2 separate regions of the Homo sapiens genome follow, and region 1 is linked to region 2. A link is a contact called in ENCODE Hi-C or POLR2A ChIA-PET data. All regions are on one chromosome and are shown on one strand. Each heading gives the region's core, a stretch centred on a gene start or an enhancer-like site at or near the end of the contact. The rest is flanking DNA. Distances are from core to core; before and after follow the strand shown. Region 1 holds the start of ZBED5 (zinc finger BED-type containing 5). Region 2 holds the start of CAND1.11 (a long non-coding RNA gene).

Region 1 (3,837 bases), core at 623-3,122, 550 kb before region 2:
TTTGGGAGCCCATGGCAAGGACAGGAAAATCAAACACATGTTCTCACTCATAGGTGGGAATAGAACAATGAGAACACCTGGACACAGGGTGGGGAACATCACACACCAGGGCCTGTCGTGGGGTGGGGGGAGGGGGGAGGGATAGCCCTAGGAGATATACCTAATGTAAATGACGAGTTAACGAGTGCAGCACACCAACATGGCACATGTATACATATGTAACAAACCTGCAAGTTGTGCACCCTAGAACTTAAAGTATAATAATAAAAAAAATAAAAAATAAAAAAAGATTGGTTTGGGAGCACATATGTAAAAGGTTTTTCTAAAATATGAAACACGAAAATATATTATTCCAATATTATTCTGAAGCCAGACAACTCCCGCAATGACAAAATCCCTTGCTCTTCAAGCGCGACTGTACCCCCTTCCCAAAAACGATTTATGCATTTATGGTTAAAGTTCAAATGAAGCTGATTTAATAGAAATAATTTAAAAATAATAATGAGAATATATGGACAGCTTACTATAGGGTGAGATGATGTTGTAATTGACTTTAAAACATTTGGAACTAAATGTCAGTCCTAGGAAATTATGCACTCCTGTAAATTGTGCTATTAAGGGTTAGGTTTCTTTCAACACTTTAGATATTTGATCAGAAGCATATTTAAGAAAAACGAAAGCTGCCCTTGCTTTTGACCCCAAGTTGAGAATTTTCTATCATTGGTGCAGTGCCTGAAAATACGATCCAATCTTCATTTAGTCATTTGTACGGAGTCTGGAAAGGCTAAAACATTGCAAATAATAGGACCTACTCGTACTTTCCCCGCTTAAGAAGCGTATCTATTTCAAGGTGCCTATTTGGAAAAACAGACTCCAGGTCTCCACCACAGAACTTAACACAAAATGAAAGCACACAACCCGCAGCCTTTGGCTGTGGTGTTTTTGAAAACAAGGAAGGGCACAGAACCATGGCTTAAAATACCCGAAAGCTGCAGCCCACAAAAAGAGTATTTCAGGGCGGGTTGGCCGTTCCCTGCAGGCAAACGTTCGGTGCAGGCGGCCGGGCGTTCCTGCGGGGAGGGCGCCACTGTGATGCAAAGACATCAAGCGGACTTTCAGCTTGCCCGTGGACGCTGCGGTGCCGCTTTCCCTATCCAGTCCTGTTCCCGCGGCTCCCCAGCCTACCCCGGGCCGACCAAGAGGTCCGGCGGGGTCTGCGCCGCATCAGCGCCCGCTCGTCAGGCCTAGCCCTCCGCACAGCCAAGGCCGACCAGACCTCTAGACACTCCGTCGTCGGGTGTGGGGCGGAGAAGTAAAGGGCGAGTTTTCTTCCTAGATTCCAGTGGGAACCAAGAAAAGGAGTTGGCAGCTGTGTAAACTGGACCTGGGGTGCGGCCTCCGGGAACAAAAGAGGTGATAAATGCACAGCAGCCGAGGTTCTGCGTGCTCCTTTGGGGCCACTACGAATCCCCGTGAATCACCCCAGCCCGGGCAGAGGGCCAGAAATGATGAAAATGCAGATTCATGGCTTCCACTCCAGCCCTACAAGATCACCAACCGTATCTGGCAGTACCCAGGAATCTGCATTCTCGACAAGCGTCCGCGCCGACGGGGCTAGTGAAGTTTGAGAACAATTGCTTCCTACCCAGCCGCTCCGCTATCACCTAGGTAGCACGGCCGCTGCGGCTGAGGCTGTGACTGCGGCTGCGGCTGGGCCGCGCCTCAACCGAGCTTGGTCCTTTCCTTTGGTCCCGCCCCGCTGCTCAGCGCGGATTGGTGGCGGGACGCAAATCTGGCGCTGATTGGGCGGCGGCAGAGTCGCTCGTGAAGATTGTAGGGTTCGGGTGCTCTAGAGTGCTAAATTTATCTTCAGACCGGCGACCGCGCCAGCCGCGAATCGGATCTCTATGGAGATGGCCTAGGCGATATCCCTGAGCTGAGAGCATCACCCTGTCCCCGAATCCTTCTTTCCTCTCTGTTTTGTTTTTCATTCCCCTCCCTCTCTCCCCTCCCCCTCCAGTCCACGACGACTGGCTGTTGACCCTGTTCAGGCCTCGGTGAAGGTGAGAAGCAGAGCCGCCGCCGCGGCTAAGCGGTGCGCTCTGAAATGGCCGCTTCCTGGAACTGCCTAAGATGGCGGTCGCGGGCTCTGCTGTGGACCGCGGCGCTGCTGTGCAGCCCAGCCGCGGCAAAATCCGTTCTCTCCATCGCTGATGGAGATGAAATAGAGAGATGGTGTTGGGTGCTGAGACGTTTTCATGTGGTCGTTAGCGCAGGCGGCCGCCCGGGGACGCGAGAGAAGACCTGAGGCGAGGGTGGGCTGCGACTGGTAGGGAGCCCCCCAGTCGTGGCAATCTGTGGGCAGCGCGCACCTGTGACAGGGAGGAGCTGAGGGATAGTTGGCCCTGGCTGCACATCCAGGTGACCGTTTAAAAAAGCATTTAGGTGTTGGAAGGAGCATCTGTTCCCACCTTTTTGGCTGGCCTGCACTCAGATCCTGTCCTCCTGACCCTGAGGGTATTGTTCCCAGCCGGAACCGCCCGAAGATAGGGGAGAAAGGATTGTGATACTTGTCAGTTTAACCGGAAGGAGACTAAAGACGGAAGTTTTCCCCGCTCTTCAGGGAGTGGAAAGGAAACTTTACTCTCAAAGGAGTCCAGATTCTTTGTCCTCGAGAAATTCGGGGAAACACCTTCGAAGAGGTGGGGTTGAGGACCTTCTTTCTGAAAACAAAAGCTTCCTACTCTTCTGTGTCCTCTGGCAACGAGAGGGATCCTGATCTTTTACGTGAACCAGCAGCTCCACAGAGTTCTCCGTTGCAAAATCCAAAAGGAGACTGTGGAAGGAGAATCTGCTTTTTTGCTCCCAATAAGAAGCAGGGCTTTATGCTGTTGCTAGTATGAGACCCTCGACTTTCTGGCAGTTATAATCCATTGTTCATCCGTTTCGCTGCATAACCCAACTCCTAGTAACGAGATTTTTTAGTAGTTGGGGAATTAAAAGTATTCAGGAACACCCAAGTAATGGCTAGACACATGGGCTATGCAGTCAAACTTTTTGGGCTCTGAACTTGGTTTTTCACTTACAAGAGGTGTTAGCGAGATGTGTTAACCTGTGTCTGTTTATCTCTAAAGTGGGGTTATTAATAATCCTTGTGTCTTCATAGATGAGATAATCTATATGAGGGATTTAGCAGTAATTGGCATACAGTAAACAATCATCAGTCATTAGACATTGTTTACCTGAGGAGATTGGTCACTGGGGGGCTAAAAATGATTGTAGTGAAAGAACTGCTTCATGTAATAGTTCTATGTATAATTCCATTTTAGATTCAAGACCTAGTTTTAGAGACATTGATGAGGTTGTACTTTTAAAAATTAGGCTTAGTTTCAAGTTCTAGAAAGTGTGGTGGTGGTGTTGTTTTAACATGTTTCTATGAAGTCAGTAGGTGGGGGAACATCTCAAAGCATCTAAATTGCCAAGATATTGAACAGGATGAAAATGTTAGAATTTTTACTATGCTAGGCGTCTTCTCTTTCAGTCCAAGATCTGCATTGCAGTAAAGAATCATTTTCACTGCTTAGATCCAGAAAGAATAAACCCATCTTACGGGTTTATAGTTAGTTCTGCTTGTTACTGTATCTAATTTTAATTTTTCTCATTCTAGGCTTTTGGTTACTCCCCTTCCCACCCCATCCCTTAATTTTATTCTTTTGAAGAGTGCATTTCAAGCTGCCAAGGTGGAGAGAGGGATTACAGAAAGGAGAACACCTTATTTCAGGTATCTTATCCTCTACCCCTTAATAGGAGAACCATTTTGACTCAAGATCTAACATG
Region 2 (4,136 bases), core at 79-2,578:
CCTATCCTGATAAGCTTCAGCACCTCAAAGAGAAGAGCCCGGGGTTTGATGGTGACCTTTGGTTAATCCTGAACTCATACCAAACTGGTCTTAGGAGGGTCTCTGTCTCCTCGCACATGTCTCCAGTCACAGGATTCTCAGCGGGAAGGACTCCAGCTGAGCAGCTGCCTCTTTTGTCTTAGGGCTGAACCATCTCCTTCACTTGCCTTGGATTCCCTCAAGTCATAAGACTTCCTCAGCACAAGGCTAGACGCCTGTTCCCTGCTCACAACCGCCCGAAGCTTGTGCCCAACCTGCCTTTGGCAGCTTTGTTTGCTGGCTGACGCTGTGCCAAGGTGAGGTTTGGCTGGAGTGCTTTGTGGCTACAGGACAACCTTGGCTCAAGGAAAGGAGTAATCTTGCGCCACTGTCTGCGAGGCTTAAGTGTTTGCTGCTCTCTGCAGTTTCTGTAGCCCCTTCAGACCACCCAGAACCCACTCACTGGCACAGAAATTCCATGACAGGAATCTTGAGTCACTCTTTCATTCATACATGCCTGGTACCTTCTCAGTGCCTGGCACAGAGTTCCCACAAAGTGAATCTTTTTCTGAAAGGCCCTTGAGGACAAGAATGGTCTGTAGCTGCATTTCTAACCTCCTCAATTCTGGCACACCTCACACAATTATTAAGATCAAACAGGACAATAAACTATATGAGATTGGCATTGTCAACAGCCAGGTGCCCAAACTGAGGTTTTGTATGGTCTTAAGGAAATTCTATGTACTCGAGTTTACTTTCTTCTAAATTGAAACTGCTTTGGAATGAGGTATCTCTGGACCCCAGAGTAGGGCCCCTCTCTCTCAGTGGGTATGCAGTCCTCTTCTGCAAGAAACTAAACATCCTAGCCCCTCGGAGGGGACCCTGTAATGTGCAAAAGCCCCAGAAGGCCGTAGGCTACCCTGGAAACATTTCCATTCTCCAAACTCACCTTCAGGTTTTCTTCACCAGGGAGGTTTCTGAGATCACCTACAAGCACTGACATTAAGGCCAGGGAAGCTTTTTGGAAGGGACAAGTAGCTGGTCTCCATCTTGGGTCTTCAGGATATTGGATGAGACAAACAGGGCACCCTGAAATCAAAATCAGGGGTCCCTCTCTTTACTCTTCCCTTATGTCCTAACTGTTCCTATGTCCCCTGCCTTTCTAGTCACTCAAGGGGGGCTTAGTGTCCGTCTATCGCCGGAACTGGGGTCAACCTTCTCAGAAGATAAGGCATATAAAGAAAGCAAGGAGGAAGGAAGGAGAGAGAGAGAGGAAGGCTGGAGAAAAGTGAAGAAAAAAATGAAAAAAGGCTTGGGAAGGAGGAAGGAAGAGGTGAGCGGCTAGGGGAGGCGGAACAATGAAGGTCTCAGGCCGTCGGAGGCTCACGGTTCCGCCGGCACGTCCGTCCTGCCCGCCTCCAGCCGGCAGCTGCACGCAGCGCAGCGTGTGGGCGCTGAGTCACTGTCCCAGAACAGGGAGCCGCGGTGCAGGTCTGGGGGGTGTAGGAGGACGGCCCTGGTTGGCATCTGCAAACTGTTTCTTTCTCTCTTTTTTTTTTTCTTTCTTTCCTCTTTCATTAAGGCTGTGTGCTGACTCCCACGTAGGAGAACTTATTAAACCGCACGTACTGCTTGGCGGCGCTGGGCCTGTCTCAGCTGCCTGCAGGGGGCGCTACAGCCTCGCCCATGAGCCAGCGGCCCGCGGGCGCTCAGGCCCGGGCAGACCCGGGGTTACTAGGGGTTACTGGGTTTTCCGGAGGTGTCCCCACGCATTGCTAGGGCGGCTTGGAACTTTAACAACCGCGGCAGGCAGGGGGAACGCCTCTCTTAGAAGGCCTCAGAGACCACCCCAACTCTTCGAAGCTCGCTTTCGCGCCGGGTTCTGTGAGCAACCCTATAAATCTAGGACTCCGTTGCGCAACCCGAGAGTCCAGGCTCGCCAACCCACTAGGGCTCCCCCTACCCACCCCCCGCCGGCCGCCACGCCAGGCGGTGACCTCGGGCGTCTCCGCGAAGCCCTGATTCGCACCCAGGACACGTGTTCTGCGCGCCCCACACAGAGAACAGAGCTCGTGACAGCTCAGCCCGCTCAGAGTAGGGCCAGCACCTGCACGCGCCGCTGTCCCACCTTCCCAAGCCCGGCGGCGGGACCCCAAGGCTCCTGGGCGGGCCGGGACCAGGGCACCCTCCCTTCCTAGACGTGAGAGCCGAGCCGAGAGAATGAATCAGCATTGAGACAGTTTATTGGTTTGCTGTTCGCATATCACCCATTTTATGTAAATAGATTATACAGAGACTCGGTGTTTCCTTCTTCCACACAGGAGGTAATCAGTCTTTCTCTTTCATGCACACAAACACACTCACATTCCACGCGGCGAACAACTTTACACCTCGCTGAGACATTCACGTCTTAAAATAGGGGAGGACAATATAATTGCTTTTAAAATGCCCTTAATACAATATATAACGTACAAAAATATCTCTATATTTGAAGTTACAAAAAAAATCTTGACAGCAACAAACTTAAATATTGATAGTTACCTCTGTATGTACAACACGCATTGCACTTTTCCTCTTTAGGTTTTGGAAAGTTCAAGTAATAGTGAGGCTTGCGCCCTGGTGGGGTGACACGCCGTGAGAAATCAGTTTGTGGGCGAGCACGGCTGTGGCTCAGACCCCTGCTCCGGGGGTCTCAGCATTCATTTCTCAGTTTCTCCTCTCCTTAAGCCTGGCAAACACTCGGATTCTTCTGCACCCCGCCCCCTGGGGCACTTGCACCTGAGCAAGGCTAAGGAAGCGAAGCCCCCAGAAGGAGGGGCCCTTGCAAAGCCAGAGCTCGCCGCCGGACGGTGCCTCCCGGACTCAGGGTCTCCGCAGGGCTGTCAGAGCCCGGTCCCCACACCGCTCGGGAAGTCCTTCGTCCCGGGAGGCACCAGCGGGATGCTTGCGCGACTATTCCTTGTACCATGGGCGCCTAAATCCTAAAGAAAGTGGGGAGCACTTCCACTCGGGGGGGCTGGAGCCCCGTGTGCTTGTGGCTTAGAAGACACCAGAGTCCGACCCGGGCCGGCCTCGGGCAGGGAGCGCCGGCGCCGGCGGCCGTAGCCCTGGGGGCTGATCTTGCTCCTGGGGGCGACGTTGTCCTTGTCCTTATCTGTGAACTGGTAGATCTGGTGTGCCAGCTTCTGCACCGTGCACGTCCCGAAGCGGCAGCCAAAGCTCCGGAGGCCCTGGAAGTTGTTCATGCTCTGGCGGTAGCGCTTGACTCGGATGCGGGCGGCATCCGGACTGCTGCGGGCGGGGGGAGGGGGAAGAAAGGCAACTTGAGACCCCATCAAGCAGAGCTTTGGCCCCAACACCGGGAACGGGAGCCATTCTAGAGCCAGAGGGAGCTGGAAACTGCTCGCGCCATCTGAGCTGCGGTCCAGCCCCGACGATCCCCCGGGCCAGGGGAGTGGAGACAGAGAACTCCTCCCGCACACCTTCCTTCCCTCCCGTCCCTGGACAGCACAGGGCGTAGTTACCTGTCTTCGGGGCTTCGAGAGGCACCCTTCATGTCCTGGGGCCGAATAAGGGTCTGGGCAGGCCCGGCCTTCACGTCAGCGAGCCCGGTGGGGTAGCTGCTGGACATCCGCAGTTCCCTCTTCCCACGACTCAGAGCCCACTTATTCCACCTGGAAAACACAAGCAGACCCGATTCGCGTGCGTTCAGGTGACGCCCAGGCCTGTCCCTGCTCCCATTCACTTCTAGACCTTCGGGACCAACGGTCAGTTCCCCTTGCCTGCCAGGTACCAGCAAGGGGGAAGGCGCTGCCCGGACTCACTTCTTTCGAAACTCCGACGCGACATCCAACCGAGCGGTGTCAGCGCCTAGGAAGGCGAGCGAACCCAGGTACATCAGGGCGACGGAAACCAGCTTCATCCCGGCTGCGAAGCGCAGACCCTGGAAAAGAAGAAAGAGAGTCGAGCGTGAGCACCCGGGCCAGCTGCACCGCCCGGGCGGGGCACGGAGGGCGGGCAGGGGCCCCGGCGAGGCGGGTTTAGCCCGCGCTTTCCCTGGCTCAGACGCTTATCTCCCTCCGCGCAGAGAGGCGCCAGAGGCGTTTGCACGCGCCGGC

What was found. Hi-C counts contacts between places; a loop is a spot of excess contacts on that map. ChIA-PET counts read pairs that join two places held with the same protein, here RNA polymerase II (POLR2A). Pooled maps may share reads with other maps.
Region 1: a loop to region 2 is called in a map of OCI-LY7, with 3 times the contacts of the local background. The contact joins the promoter of ZBED5 here to the promoter of CAND1.11 in region 2. A Hi-C loop is called at or near these places in 4 of 168 maps with a recorded cell type or tissue (CD8-positive, alpha-beta T cell, OCI-LY7 and naive thymus-derived CD4-positive, alpha-beta T cell), 2 of 37 single-sample maps with no recorded cell type and 11 of 50 pooled maps. POLR2A ChIA-PET finds 5 or more read pairs at or near these places in 3 of 52 experiments (Caco-2, OCI-LY7 and Panc1).

Annotation. Positions count from the first base shown.
Region 1 is chr11:10,856,088-10,859,924 of GRCh38, reverse strand. It overlaps ZBED5 (zinc finger BED-type containing 5), which reads left to right and starts at 1,872. Exons shown (of 3, transcript NM_001143667.2): 1 at 1,872-2,063; 2 at 3,668-3,781. It overlaps ZBED5-AS1 (ZBED5 antisense RNA 1), which reads right to left and starts at 1,708. Exons shown (of 3, transcript NR_034137.1): 1 at 1,559-1,708. RefSeq lists enhancers at 400-1,035, 1,437-1,526, 1,036-1,673, 1,827-2,206.
Region 2 is chr11:10,305,505-10,309,640 of GRCh38, reverse strand. CAND1.11 (a long non-coding RNA gene) reads right to left here and starts at 1,328. Exons shown (of 4, transcript NR_103765.1): 1 at 968-1,328. It overlaps ADM (adrenomedullin), which reads right to left. Exons shown (of 4, transcript NM_001124.3): 2 at 3,843-3,961; 3 at 3,543-3,692; 4 at 2,244-3,309. The coding sequence starts at 3,940. The coding sequence ends at 3,000. RefSeq lists an enhancer at 1,458-1,727 and silencers at 2,228-2,327, 2,665-2,959, 3,977-4,026, 4,047-4,096.